Linked DNA regions of Mus musculus: region 2 is linked to region 1. Evidence: chromatin loops called from intact Hi-C (ENCODE). Cell type or tissue: gastrocnemius. All regions are shown on one strand.

Region 1 (8,000 bases):
GAATGGAGGAGTGTTCCTCTTTCTCCACATCCTCGCCAGCATTTGCTGTCACCTGAGTTTTTTAACTTAGCCATTATGTCTGGTGTGAGGTAGAATCTCAGGGTTGTTTTGATTTGCATTTTGCTGATGACTAAGGATGTTGAACATTTCTTTAGGTGCTTCTCAGCCATTCAGTATTCCTCAGTTAAGAATTCTTTGTTTAGCTCTGTACCCCATTTTTAATAGGGTTATTTGGTTCTCTGGAGTCTAACTTCTAGAGTTCTTTGTATATATTGCATATTAAGCCTCTATCAGATGTAGGATTGGTAAAGATCTTTTCCCAATCTGTTGGTTGCCGCTTTGTCCTATTGACAGTGTCCTTTGCCTTACAGAAGCTTTGCAATTTTATGAGGTCTCATTTGTCAATTCTTGATCTTAGAGCTTAAGCTATTGGTGTTCTGTCCAGGAAATTTTCCCCTATGCCCATGTGTTCAAGGCTCTTCCCCACTTTCTCTTCTATTAGTTTCAGTGTATCTGGTTTTATGTGGAGGTCCTTGATCCACTTGAACTTGAGCTTTGTACAGGGAGATAAGAATGGATCGATTTGCATTCTTCTACATGCTAACTGCCAGTTGAGCCAGCACCATTTATTGAAAATGCTTTTTTCCACTGAATGGTTTTAGCTCCTTTGTCAAAAATCAAGTGTCCATAGGTGTGTGGGTTCATTTCTGGATCTTCAATTCTATTCCATTGATCTACCTGTCACCGTACCAATACCATGCAGTTTTTTTGTTTGTTTGTTTTTGTTTGGTTTCTTGCTTTTTGTTGTTGTTGTTGTTTTTAAGACAGGGTTTCTCTGTGCAGCTCTGGCTGTCCTGGAACTCAGGCTGTAGACCAGGCTGGCCTCGAACTCAGAAATCCGCCTGCCTCTGCCTCCCAAGTGCTGGGATTAAAGGCGTGCGCCACCATGCCCAGTGCATGCCTCAATCTTGAAGCTATTGTGGATAGTTATGTAGCTCATATCCCTGGTCCTCTGCAATTAGATCTTGATCTTTGTCTTAGGACCATCAACTGTACCATCACCTATGACAGCTTTAATAAAAGCAACCAAGTGATTTAGAATGTAAGGGCCAAAGGTCAGAATAAGGAACAAAATGATCAGAAGTCCTAACAATGCAGAAATCAAAGTAGTAAACCAGGGGGAGCTGTTAAACTAAGACTCAAACCAGCTCTGTCTCTCTTCTCTCTTCTGGCTGGCTAACCCTTCTCTCACCTTGGCCATTGAATCTTTATCCCTGGAATGGTCTCCAGTATGTGCTTCCAGATGTTTCACACCCTCAGGTAGTGAAGAAATTGTTGGCCCCCTAACACTGATGGGCCTGATACTGGCTTCTCCCATCTTGGGGATACACATATATGGGGGTTTCTCACAGGACACTTCAATTTTGGGTGTCTGCACCCTAAGCCCCACCCTCCGTGGCCACTTCTGAGGCGCAGTTTAGATTTACAAGTCCCTCGTCCCCCACATTCAGGCAATCCTTCTCCCTGTGCCTCCAGGGCAGCAACACCCCTGAAGTCAAGGCCTACCACTAAATCAGGGATCAAAGTCAGGGTCCAGCCACCAGATACAATGTGGGTAGTGGACCAAGCCACATCACCAGTGGCTGGGAGCACCTGCCAAGTCACCCTGGTAGGGTTGTTGGGGCTGCTGAGACTCAGTGCCAGAAGACACACCATAGCCGTCTCATAGTTTCTCTGGCCTTGCAGAAGGGTGTTGCTTGGGTGTCTGCTGCTATCTAGTTGGTGTCAGGCGCAGGTGCTGATCTGATTGAACCCAGGCAGTTACTCCATCCACTTTAACGGAGGTGGGGTGGTCAGCAACACCAGGGATTGTTTGCTTCTGAGTGTTCAGCACAGTCTCTTAACATACACCCAATCTCCACCTTGGAACTCTTGTGGAACCTCTGGGGTACCTGCATCATACAGGGCACTAAGTTTAGGCCACAGTTCCAGATGGCTGATCTGGGAAGCTTGCAATCAAACCATAAGATCCTTGTCAGCCTGAAAAGTCACTCTGGTGGGGATCAAGAGCCAGGGTCAAGGGAGTGGGTGTCCCATGCAGGATCTCAACAGGGGTCAGGTTAAAATGGTAGGGGGTGTTCAGGGCCAAGGGGAGGGGCACCAACCAGTCAAAGCCAGTCTCCAAGGTCAACTTAGCCAAGGTCTCTTGTAGGGGTTCTGTTTATTTTCTCTATCTGCTTTGAGCTCTGGGGACAGTACACACAATGGGGATTCCTATTAGTCCCCAATATCTCTGCCAATCCCTGACTTACCTTAAGAGACAAAAGCAGAACCATCGATTGTCCAATCTAATTACCTTGGGCACTCTGAACCTCTGGAAAATTTTCTTCTAATATCTTCTTAGCTACCACGGTAGCTGTTTCCTGCTTGGTGGGGAATGTTTCAACCCATCCAGGGAAAACTACACCTGATGGGTGTTCCCAGACTGGTATAGGTTTCTTTACAATGAGGGTCATCAGATCATACAATTGATGCATGATACATCTTTGTAATCTAGTCTTAAGACATGGCAGTTATGTAAATCTCAAGAAATGTAATTTCTTGGGTCTATTTTTATGACTAGTTACACATTACAATAAATAAGCTAAGCTACATGAGACTCCTTGCTAATTGCCAAACTACCAGTACAGAATGACCACAAATTCTTCACAAGAAATTTCCATAAAGCTTAGTTTCAATAGTCCCCAACAACTTATTATGTGTGTTAAGATGAACTAGAGGAGAAAATCCTGAAGGTTTTAAACAGTGATAAGCAAGCAAAAATATTAATTACTCTAATAGATTTGTATAGACTGTAAACCTACAGATTTTTAAAACCTTAGCTGTGTCATGTAATGTTTTCTTGGAAGTTGTCTTGTGAGAAGGTCATATGATGTTTTTCTGGAAGCTGTCTTGAGAAAGGTCATGTGATATTTTGCTGAAAACAGATACTTGAGAGGGTGGTGGGTGGTGGTGATATTCAGAAAGAATATAAGTAGAACCCTGAAGATAGTGAAAGGAAAAGCATCATGTACCCTCCCCCAAGACAGCGTCCAGAAAAACATCATGTGACACCACTGAGTTTTTTTTTTTTTTTAATGAAACCAGAAACTTTCACTTCAATTCTGTGCTTTGTAAATGTGTATAATTGTTTAAATTTTTCAGATAACAAAGATTGGGCCTGACAGGATCTTTTTACTTCTGCTTTCCATCGGCTCAGTATGTGGTTAGGAGTAGGGATCTACATGTCACTTCTTGCCTAGTGTTATGGTTGAAGTGACCTCTCAGTTGTGGGACACTGCTGCCATCAGGTGGTGATAGTCACTTAATGACTTCTGATGTGAAGAAACAAATCCTTTATCAGATTCCAGAGACTACCAGTCAGAGGTGTGCACAAAAAACATGAAGGCTCAGCATGGTGGCACACACCTTTAACCCCAGTGCTTAAGAGTTCAGAGGCAAGTAGATTTCTGAGTTCAAGGCCAGCCTGGTCTACATAGTGAGTTCCAGGACAGCCAGGACTACATAGTGAGACTCTGCCACAAACAAACAAAAAGAAAGAAAAAAATATGGAGAAGCAAAATACAATACCAGAATTTCTACTTCCTTTCATTTTTATAAAAAAAAGGTCAAGTAATTGTACTAATATTGAATATATCAGTTGTGTTCAGAATTCTTCATCCTGAATGAATTCTAAGTTTCCGCTCAGTATCACCTTCTCAGGGAAACGTTGAAGCCTCATGCTGTTATCAAGCTTAGAGGCCACAGCCTGTACCCCAAACCAGGTTCAGTTATCGGTCCTCAGTGGGCCAATTAAATGAGTCAAATTAATAGCGGAAGTCAGTAAGAGAAGATTTATTAAATATGGCCATATTGGAAAGATAGACGAGACTCTGTAATTCTATGTCTTAGGGTAACTATTGGTGTGCTAAAAACACAATGATCAAAGCAACTTGGAGAGGAAAGGGTTTATTTGACTTACGCTTCTATATAACTGTTCATCATTGAAGGAAGTCAGGACAAGAACTCAATCAGGGCAGGAACTTGGAGGCAGGAGCTGATGCAGCAGCCATGGAGTCATGCTGCTTACTGGTTTGCTTTCCCTAGCTTGCTCAGCCTGCTTTTTTTGGTTTGTTTGTTATAGAACTGGACCCTCCAACATTGTCTTAGTTAGGGTTTTACTGCTGTGAACAGACACCATGACCATGGCAAGTCTTATAAAAAGCAACATTTAATTGGAGCTGCTTACAGGTTCAGAGGTTCAGTCCATTATTATCATGGAGCATGGCAGCATCCAGGCAGGCATGGCACAGGCAGAGCTGAGAGTTCTATGTCTTCATCCAAAGGCTGCTAGTGGAAGACTGACTTCCAGGCAACTAGGGTGAAGATCTCATACCCACACCGAGAATGACACACCCATTCCAACCAGGTCACACCCATTCCAACAAGGCCACACCTCCAGATGGTGCCACTCCCTGGTCCAAGGATATACAAACCATCACAAACATCAATCACTAGTTAGGAAAATGTTCTACACACTTGCCAGAAACTTGAGCTTATGGAAGCATTTCCTCAGTTGAGGCTCCTTCCTCTCCCATGACTCTGCATTGTGTCAGGTTGACTTAAAACTAACCAGCACACCCCCTAAATCTTTGGGGTCCTGAAATGAGATTAAAGTTAAAATAATGAACCAGGGATATACAAATCAAGGTATGGTTCTGTCTACTTCAAATATAATAATGTGGCCTCATCTCATGCCTACAAATAATTCTCCCCAGAAATAGCATTGCTCTCCACACGTAGGGGACAGTTTTATATTTCTGGAATCCTATTCTGGTTAAGGTGGAGGGAATGGGCAGATTTGCATGAACAACTTTGTCATTTGGTAGGTAGGATTTGGGGATACTAAAAAATAATAGAGCAGTTTCACAGTACAAAACTGTTCCCCAGTCTAAGTAGTTATTCTAGTGCCCTTTTCATATTTGTGAAAATTAAAGATCTGGCTTTAATCATAACTTTTTGCTGAGTGTTAATAAAATATTTTCATAGTTTTACTAAATGTTGAATTCTGGAAATCTAACCATTGTGAATACATAGGAAAAAATAACTCATGGTTCAGGATTGTGCTTAGTTCACATTAATCTGGAAAGTCATTATTCTGGGCAAGGGTAGTAGTGATTATTTATAATATACACCAATGTTATTAGCCCTCAAGAGGGTGAGACTGGAGATAAGAGATTTTGAGGACAGCCTGGGTTTCAAAAATGCCCAAACTAGAAACAGCAGCAGCAGCAACAACAAAATAATTTCCCTGAAGGAAACTCTGTCATGGCAGGGAGAGCATGAAGCAGCAGCTGGTCAGACACATGTGCAGTCAGAGAGAGAGAGAGAGAGAGAGAGAGAGAGAGAGAGAGAGAGAGAGAGAGAGAGAGAAACACTGGTGCTTAGTTTTCTCTTTGTTTCTTTTCATTCATTTCAAGAATCCACTGGATGTTGTTGCCTACAGGGTTGATATTCTCTCCTCTTTTAAACTTCTCTGGAAATACCCTCACAGTCACACCCCATGATGCTTTCCTCAAGGTGATTTCAAGTATATTTAAGTTGACAATGAAGATTAATCACAGTGTGTTTGTCTCTCTCAATCTAAATAAAATGAAAATAAAGAATTTTGATAAGACATTTTATAATACTGACTTAAACAGCTTCTCACTGCCTGAGGCATATACATTCCAAAAATAGGACATTGTTTTTAATTTTCCATAAATAGAAGACCCCCTGAGTAATTTTCTTAAAACCAAAGAAACCCAAGGTCAGTTCAAATTATTCCTTCTAACAACTATTCGTGTATCCCTTTTATTCCCATGCCTTCAGTCTTCAAATATCTAGGATAGTATTCTCAAAATCAATGAAAATAACCTTTACAAGAACAACTCTTGGGCTGGCGAGATGGCTCAGCGGGTAAGAGCGCCCGATTGCTCTTCCGAAGGTCCAGAGTTCAGGTCCCAGCGACCACATGGTGGCTCACAACCATCCGTAACAAGATCTGACTCCCTCTTCTGGTGTGTCTGAAGACAGCTACAGTGTACTTACATATAATAACAAATAAATCTTAAAAAAAAAAAAAAAAAAAAAAAAAAAAAAAAAAAAAAAAAAGAACAACTCTTAGGTCTGGAGAGTTATTTCAACAGTAAGAACACTGGGTATTCTTCTTGAAGAAGTTCAGTTCCCAGTATCATGTTGGGTAGCTCAAAACTGCCTATAACGCTAGCTTTAGGGAGATCTAACATCCTTTTATGGCACCCTAATGCAGGGTACCAGGTGTGCAAGTAATTCACAGACATACATGCAGGCCAACACCCATACACATAAAATAAAATTTAATTAAAAAGAAAGAAAGAAAGAGAGAGAGAGCGCGCGCAATTATTATTGCCACATCTTTGGTTTCCTCAGTAAATGCATGGCCTTGCATAAACCAGGCTCTTGATAATCTAAGTGGCAATTTCATGACTGCTCAGTGACCAAGCCAGCACAGTCAGTCAACAGGGTCTCAAGGGAGAGAATAAGAATTGAAAATAAAAAGACAATTAGACAACATTATAACATGAGTCCAGTCAGTGCTGAGGCTGAAGCAGGTTTATTTTTCTCCTGTCCACTTTTATACCATTCTAAGTACATGCAAAGGATAAAGGAACAAACAAGGCAATAAACAAAGCCCCTTAGTACTCAGGAACTTATCAAGATGATAAGATCTTGATCCTACTTCTTTGTCCTAACCAAATGTCAAATTCCTGCCTGAGCCTATTTCCATATCCTGGCCCAATGTCAAATTCCTGCCAAATTTCTAGAAGCAGGCCCAAGAGCTCTCCACAGCTCAGACTAATTAAGATTCATTTCCTAGTCTGTGATTCCCCAAAGGATTTACTTATTTGAATAAAATCTGATTATTGATAATTGTGATGTGTGCAACACTCACTTTTTTCCTTTTCAAATGGAGGATAACCCACTATGAATGGTTGCTTGAGTATAAAACTGAATATATGTGAAATCTCTTAAGCCTAAACCTGGCATATATGTTGTATATTCTCTTACTTTCTTCTTAAGATTTTCTACTGTTTAGTCAAAAGATGGCAGCAGTGGCTACAGTATTTATTTGGACATTATTTGCTAGTAGCTCCCTCTCAGAGACTACTGCTTTCTGCTTTTCTAGTGGAGCAGAGTTTGTTCCTGGCACCTATGTCAAGCAGATCACAGTTGCCTGTAGCTTCAGGTTAAGAGGATCTGGCTTCTGAGGCCATGGTATATATTTGGTATGCATTCACATAAATGTACAAACACATGCATAAATCTTAAAAAAACTAAAAAGAGGAGTAGATGGCAAGAAATAATTGAACTTTAGGCTGAAATGAATAAAAATAATACAAAGAATTAATGAAATGAACAGTTGGTACTTTGAGCAAAACAGTAAGATTAATAAACCCTTAGCCAAATTAATTAAAAGATGGAGAGAGAAGACCAAACTAATAATATTAGAAATGAAAAGGAGCATATCACAACTGGGACACATAAGAAATCCAGAGAATAACAAGGACATACTTTAAAAATCTGTACTCTACCAAATTGAAAAACCTACAAAAGATGGATAAATCTCTTGATATATATGACCTACCAAAGTTAAATAAAGATCAGATAAGTAATTTAAACACACAGCCTCTAGTGAAATAAAAGCAGTAATTAAAAGTCTCCCAACAAACACACACACAAAAAGTCTCCCAACAACAGCAGCAACAACAAAAGCCCAGTGCTAGATGGTTTTAATGCAGAATTCTACCAGACCTTCAAAGAAGAATTAACACCAATACTTCTCAAATGATTTCACAAAGAAGAAACTAAAGGAACATTGCCTAATTCTTTTTTTTTTTTAAGGCCACAATTATTCTGTTACCTAAACCACACAAAGACCC
Region 2 (8,000 bases), 310 kb before region 1:
CTAAATTCCTATCAAGTTGGCTTACAACAGTCTCCTGGAAAACACTTTCTCCAGGTAATGGTGGATTGTAATGTGGAATATTTTCTTGCTTTATTTATAGAAACACCATGGGAAGTAAAAAATAAATTACACATTTTTCTCTCCTCCCCTGGACTTTAAAAGACAGGGCTCATTTTCCTTCCACTCCTATTTCCTGCTTGTAAATGCTCTATGGCCAATCTTTTCAGTTTTGAGTTCTCTACAAGACTGGTTGATATATCATACTTTTTAGTAATGAAATCAATTGGCAGAAAGACCATTTCTTTTAACTGGATCAAGAAATAAGACGCAGGGGCCGGTAATCCAGTCATGGCAATGCTTGTCTAGCATGCACAAGGCCTCTGCATTCAATCATTAACAGAAAAAAATAAATGAAAAAAAAAGTTTTTCTTTAAGCACTCTTTGCATGTGATATGTGTAAAACATGTGCACGTCAGAGGTTGATATCAAGTGTCTTCCTCAGTTGCTTTCCATTTCATTTAAAAGATAGGGTCTCTCCTTGGTAATCACCACTTTGGCTACACTGGCTGACCATTGACCTCCAGAGACTTGTTTGCACTACTCCCTTCTTCATAGCTGAAGTTACAGGTGTGCACTGTTGCAACTGGCTTTTATGTAAGTGATAGGGGTTTCAATTCGATACTCATGCTTACCTGGCTGAGCTAACTTCCATTCAGCATTATCTTAGTCAGTGTTCTATTGCTGAAGAGTCACTATGATGACCACAGCAACTCATATAAAGAAAAACAATTGAGGCTAGTTTACAGTTTCAGGGGTTTAGTCTATTATCAGCATGGTGGGAAGCCTGGCAGCATACAGGCAGACACGGTGCTGGAGAAGGAGCTAAGAGGTCTATATATTTCCTCCAACAAGGTCACATCTATTCCAACAAAGCCAAACCTCCTAATCCTTTCAAATAATGCCACTCCCTAAACATTTAAGTATATGAATTGATAGGAGCCACTATTATTCAAACCACTGAAAGCATGCACGTCCATCCATCTATCATTTGTTTGGTTTTTCAAGATAGGGTTTCTCTGTGTAGCCCTGGCTGTCCTGTAACTCGTTCATGTTTTGTAGACCAGGCTGTCTCCAAACTCAAGATCTTGAGGGTTGGGATTAAAGGAGCATGCCATCATCCCTGTCCTCCATCCAGCATTTTAAGATAAAATATATATTTTTGTCCCCAATGATTCCAAGAGATGGATATGTGATAGCAGGTTTTTTTTCAAGAATTATCTATTTTATGTATATGAGTCATAAGTCCACTGTAGCTGTCTTCAGACACACCAGAAGAGGGCATCAGATCCCATTACAGATAGATGGTTGTGAGCCACCATGTAAGGTTGCTGGGATTTGAACTCAGCACCTTTGGAAGAGCAGTCGGTGCTCTTACCCACTGAGCCATCTCTCCAGCCCTGATGACAGTTATTTGAAGACTCAACAGGGCACATGCAGCTTTTCATGATTTAGCTCTTGTTTGCTTTAGTTCTCACCATTACCTTACAGGCAGCCAAACTCCTGTTGCAGGTCATTCTGTGACTAAGACATCTTCAAAGGTTTGTGAACCTCTGTATATCTTCCTCTTTGCAGAAATGTTCCTCCTTGTATGTGGCAAAACTTTTACCTTTAGAAAATCTCTAATACTAGAGACCTTTACACTGATCCTTTTCTTTATTTTCTTTTGAGACAGCCTTGGCCAGAATTCACTATATAGACCAGGCTGGTCTCAAACTCACAGAGATCTGCCTGCTTCTACCAGCCTGCCAATGCTGGAATTAAATGCTCACACTACCACACAAAATTGACAACTCTATTTCTAATCTCAGAATCTTCAGCATCGCATACGGGGTTTACTACATTGTAATTAGCTGATAAATGTATCTAAAGTATGTAAAATGAAATACAGCATGCTTGGCTGTTACAAATTAAAATATACTGTTATAATTTTGCCTAGAACATCCACGAGGCTCCAATGGATGTCCCTGCTTAAACTTGGCGAGTCACAACAAAACAAAAATACACGAACACATGTATAGTACCTGGTGTTCTCTTGCTAATCATATTATTCCCCCCCCCCCCAAAAAAAACTGTTTGCAGTGTCCTGAACACAGGCTAAAGGAGGCCTGCCCCCAGCTGGATTTGACTGGTAATAAAGAATTGCTGTACAGCCAATAGCTGGGCAAAGGGAGACGAGGCAGAACTCTTAAAGCTGCGTGGGCTAACATGCAGGAGGAGGAAAGGGAGAATCACCATGACTCAGGAGAGACAGATGAACAGATTTAGAGCTGTAAAGGGGGGGTCATCTGAAATGTAGGAGTAAAGTGGGAGTGGCCCCCGGAAGGGCTGCCCAGAAGTGTCCTGGGCAGCAAAGACCAATGGGCTTCACAGAAGGTAACAGGGCAGCAAAGTTAAAAGTAGATTTAAGAGATGTTGAGCCAGGAGTACCGGAGGGAAGGTTATGCTAGCCACATGAGGCTTAGAAATACACAGACACTGAGCTAGTAAGGCATGTTAAAAATAAGATAATGTATGTGTCTTGCATTCACGGATCCAAAAAATAGCTCCTAGGTGGGTGTGCATGTGTGACCCACCAGGAGCCAAAGCCAGTGTAGCAAAAACTTACCACTACAAATATGGGACAGGGACTTGTAGAGAGGAGGGGATTTGTTGGGGGTGGGAAGGGAGATAAGAGGATGGAAAAATGGGAGTAACCAGAATGTATTATAGAGTCAATCAGATGAGCTCAGTGGTGTAAAGTGTTTGCTGCACATGCCTGATTCCCAGGACCAGTGAAAAGAGAGAGCTGACTCCCAAAAACTGTCTTCTTACCTCTACCCCTATTCTGTGCCGTATATATTTCCTCCAACAATAAACAAAAGACCTTGAAATCTTAAAAAGAGTGTATTAGTACAAAATCATCAAAGAAAAAAGTTAACAAAATTCATATGCCTCAGCAGTGGAATGTCTCAGCAGTAGAATACAGTAGCACAATTATCTGCCATTCTTGAGGCTAAGACAGGAGAAGAGTGGACACTGGAGGCACAGCAGTGCAAAGATCCTGTCTCAGAGCTAACACCTCAAAGCTGTCTTCTGACCTCCACATGCATACCATGGCTCACATGGGCCTGCACCCACACCATACAACAAAAGAGCATTCACACACAGTCATACACTCTTCTCCCCCACCCCCATCACTCCTCAAAAGTCCTGAACACAACCTGAGCAGGTGAGATGTCCCAGTGGCTAAACATGAATGACATGCAAACTCAATGGCCTGAGTTTTATACTTGGAAAAAAAAAAAGCTGACTGTGGTGGCACTCACCTCGCCATATTTCTAGCACTGGGACATAGCTCAGTTGGTAGAATACCTGCCTAGCATGCATGAAGGCACAGGTTCAGTCCTTAACACCATATAAACTAGGCACAGATACACATCAGTAACCCTAGCACTTTCAAGGTGGGAGCAGAAAAATCATAAATTCAAAGTCATCCTTAATAACATAGAAAGCTCAAGGCTGGCATCTGCTAGTAAGACTGTCTTGTAAAGAATTTTTTTCTTCTTTTTTTACAATAGAAATTGAACCTAGGACCTCATATATGTTAGGCAAGTACTCTATCACTGAGCTATAGTTCTAGATCAGTTACCTGGCTGCTATTCTAGAGGACCTGAGTTCAATTCCAGCACCCACACGGCAGCTTAAAACTGTCTGTAACTCCAGTTCTAGAGGGTCTGATGCCTTCTTCTGGTCTCCATGGGCATTGGTGGTAAACAGACATACATGTAGGCGAAACAGTCATATACATAAACTAAAATAAACAAATCTTTAAAAAAAACCAAGATATATTATATAACATATGAAATTAGAAACAAAAAATTATAATAAAAAATAAATAATATAAAAAAGATGTTGATGAGTTTAAACAAGTGTCTTACACATAGCATTCTGGAAGGCAGATAAAGGATATTTTAGTTAATATAATTTATATAAGTTAATATGATTTTAGTTAAAATAATTTAGTTAAAAATAAAAGCACTTTATATTTTCCTACCATTAAGGGGTCCAATCAAGTTTTTTTGTTTGCTTATTTGTGTGTTTTGTTTTGTTGTCTCAGTTTGGAGAATTTTAAAATGCTAAAAGTCAAAGCTATCAATAAGAAACATGAATTATGGGGCTGGAGAGACAGTTCAGTGGTTAAGAGCACTGGCTAGTCTTCTCTGACACCTCTATTCCTAGCACCCACAAGGCAGCTTACATATAACTCCAGTTGCAAAGGATCTGATCCCCTCTTCTGGCTCTGTGAGTATTGTACACATGTGGGGCACATACAAACATGCAGAAAAAGCATACACATAAGATAAAAAATAAAAATTTAATAACATAAATTACAACCTGCTTGAGCCATAATTAAGATTATGACTAGACAAAGGACTAGTATCTCTTGGCAGAACCCATTATAAGAGGCCTAACTCCTAATTCAAAGGTGCATATAACATGGTCAGGGATAGAAAAAGATGTCTGTGCAACAACTTCACAGAGCTGTTTCATATACTATGGTACCAAAATCAGTTAACATAGGCTATAATTAGAATAATAGGATATTTAAGTGTTAGAGTTACACTGGATAGTGATGGTACATGTCTTTAATCCAGAGACAAAGGCAGGTGAATCTTTGAGTTTAAGGCTAGCCTGACCTCACAGCTAATTCTAAGACAGCCAGGGCTACACAGAGAAACCCTGTCTTGAAAAAAACAAACAAACTTAGGGTTGATGGAATTATGGTACAAGTCTGAAGTGAATTAGAATATTTAAACAAGGTTTCCAAGTATGTTTTATGGGAATGGTTCCTCTATGTAATATATACTATTATAGGACAGAAGTTATGTAAATTCACTTTTCAAGCCACACTAATTAGGCATGCTAAATGGGAATGAATGAGTCAGACTTCATAAGCAAATAGGATGACCTAGAAGCAGGAGTGCAAATTCTCAGTACAACAGCTTTGGAGACTATGTTAGATATCTGCACCTCCCTGGAACTACAGAATTTCCATTTGAGGAACAACTATGAGCTTGTAATTGGATATTAAGCCAAACAGATACCATGGTTGAAGTACATCAAGTAAACTTGAACCCTTAAATTCTCAGGTGTCTTGTAAGGTCAGAAAAACTCTGAAGGGAAAGTTGCATAATGAAATGGGGTAGTTTATACTTGATCTCATTAGTGCTGGAATGCAAAGAGATTTATAAACTGCAGAGCATTTCTTTTCCTTTAGGACTGGCTAAGACTGTGTGAGAATCTGTCAGGTTCTATTATCACTTCTCAACAGACTAAAAAAGGGCTGCTTCGTCTATGGATGGCAGCTTCAAAGCAAATGATAATATCCTATTTAGAAGGTCATTATGACAATGAAGAAGCTAAAAACAAATCAGCTCAGCTGCCTGACAAAAATCACATGGTGTTTCTCTAGTAGTGATAAAAGAGCAGGCACAATGGTAAACATTCTTACATCTGAATCTCTACTAACTCATGACTTGGTCATATGGTCAGATAGATTGGGCAGTGTAAAATTAGACTATTAAAGGCCTGCCTGCATAGGCATCCCATATATCTACCACAATTGGCCCAAATAAAAGTCTGCTTTACTGAATTAAAAAAAAATACCACCAATAGAGCTAGTCATGGTAACATATGCATGTAGTCCCAGCCCTTGGGAGGTAGAGAAACAAGAATTAGAGGTGTTCAAGGTTATTCTGAGATACATAGTGAACTCAAGGCCAGCCACAACTACACGAGACTCTATCTCAAAAGAAGAAAATTTTAACAACACTAATATTATGTTTATCATAAAATAAGTCTAATAGTAGGCATACTTATTAGTAGAGCACTTGCCTAGCATATTCAAGGCAACTCCCAACCCCTGCAAAAATCTAATAATAAAACAGTAGTCAAAACTGGTCATATTCTACTGCTTTTTGGTTCAAGGTCATAGAACTATAGTTGCTATAACCAGAGCATTAGGTTCATTTTTATAATTGATGAACCATGACCAACAAACTGTATCTACTTCAGCATGGCTAGCAATATGTAATAAAAAGACTTCCAATATTTTCAAGAAAACTCCAAGTAGCTTCTACATTAAAACAACTGGTAAAAAAGAATGCCAAAGGACCAGCAGAGGAGTCCTGTAGGGGCACACAGGAACAGGAACAAGGGTTGGTATAGGCAGCGGTAACTACTTATTTCCTATGTGAAAAGACAAAGGAGGTAAACAAGCAAGATCCAAAAGTGTTCTGGAGGCTTTAAATATTGGAGCCAAAGTTAGACAGTGGCATTTAAATTCCTGATCTTTTATATTTCCACTATTCTTTTGAAAAGAAGACCATACTTCCAGCTCATACTGTCTGGTTTCATGCAACCTTTGAACATTCTTTTGACTTAAGGTACTTAGAGTCTTGACTTCCTGGGTGCATTCTCTATTTAAAAATTTATAGCTCATTTTCATTGAAGAAAGACTGTGATGTAATTATTTTCTAGATAATAGACTGAATCTGTCTAAATAAATTTTGGACTAAATTACAAGTCAGCTAATGAACACTTTCATCATTGAAATCCATCTACTTACGTACCTCAAAAGAGACTGGAGGCCCCAGGGAATTTAGAGGTCTGGTAGGGTGGGAGGTGGAGGGGTGGGGACATCCTTGGGGAGACAGGGGTTTGGGGAGAAGGTATGGGATGAGGAGCAGTCTGAGGGTGGGCCAGGAGGGAAATAAAATCTGGAGTGTAAAAAAAAAAAAAAAAAGATTAAGTAAAATAAAATAAATTAAAGAAAAAAAGAAATCCATCTACTTAGATTCACTTTGGATTTTCTCAGTAATTTGGTTCTTGAAACATCTTTAAATTTTACTGCTTATATTTATCAAGCATAAGAAATTAAGTAGCGCTGGCGAGATAGCTCAGTGGTTAAGAGCACTGACTACTCTTCCAGAGGTCCCGAGTTCAAATCCTAGCAACATGGTGGCTCACAACCTTCTGTAACAGGATCTGATGCCCTCTTCTGGTGTGTCTGAAAACAGCTAGAGTGTACTCATATACATAAAATAAATAAATAAATCTTTAAAAAAAAAGAAAAAGAAATTAAGTAGCAAATATCCTTTGAACCCCTTGCACAGAATCACAAAGGGCAAAAGTGCCCCAGAGTACAAGTCAGCTCAGTGGCTCTTTGATCTGGTTCATTTAAATATCTTTCTCTGAGGGGAGAGACACCATCGATATAAAATCCACCACTGCATTTACACAAAGTTTTATCTCATACTCTACAAATATTTAGTATGATGCCTTTATCAAATAGTTAGATGAGCAAATAATTTAATAATCTAAGTATTGAGACAGGTAAGGAAAGATTATGTGTAGATCCTGTACAGTTGCCAGCATGGTTAAGTTATCTGGAGAAGAGAGACTGATATAAGCCCAAGTTTCAGAACTACCACATTACTTACTTGTGCTATGATTACTTAGCACACCTGTGCCTCAATTTCCCCATGGATAAAAAGAATATCAAAAGCAGTCTAAGAATCCTATACAGGTCTCTCATTTAACTTTGACAATTAATCATGGATGGGTGGCAAAGACATCCCTAGAGAGATGAGAGGCGACACTCCTGAAAATTAAGTATCTCACCTACAGAAGTTATAGTTAATAAGGGACAGAATAGAAATTTGAAACTAAGACTTTTATGACATCTAAAATCAATATTGGTTAAACATTTTTTTAAAAGATTGTTTTCTTTTTTAAAAAATTGTATATTTATTTAAATTGTTTTATTTATTTACATTCCAAATATTGCCCTCCTTCCTGGTCCACTCTCCAAGAGTTCTTCACCCTCTTCCCCCCTCCCCTTTGCCTCTGAGAGGGTGCTTCCCCCACTCCCCACCTCTTCCATCTCAGCCCCCAATCCC

The links. A loop is a pair of places that touch in the nucleus more often than their neighbours do. Peaks named below come from ENCODE experiments on the same cell type or tissue, not always from the same donor. Only the 100,000 strongest peaks of a DNase experiment are listed, where the experiment ranks them.
Region 2: a loop joins it to region 1, with 4 times the contacts of the local background. A loop is called at or near these places in 7 of 42 quality-filtered maps.

Annotation. Positions count from the first base shown.
Region 1 is chr6:149,372,023-149,380,022 of GRCm38, forward strand. No RefSeq gene overlaps it. Among named protein-coding and RNA genes, the nearest start is that of Gm38930, 23 kb to the left of the region's middle. In gastrocnemius, a CTCF peak has its summit at 3,345 (motif pointing left); a DNase peak (open chromatin) is centred at 3,337; H3K4me3 peaks cover 497 bases; H3K27ac peaks cover 781 bases.
Region 2 is chr6:149,058,592-149,066,591 of GRCm38, forward strand. All of the region lies in intron 3 of Dennd5b (DENN/MADD domain containing 5B), which reads right to left. Among named protein-coding and RNA genes, the nearest start is that of Gm23462, 12 kb to the right of the region's middle. In gastrocnemius, no CTCF peak of the experiment used is centred here; no DNase peak of the experiment used is centred here; H3K27ac peaks cover 11 bases.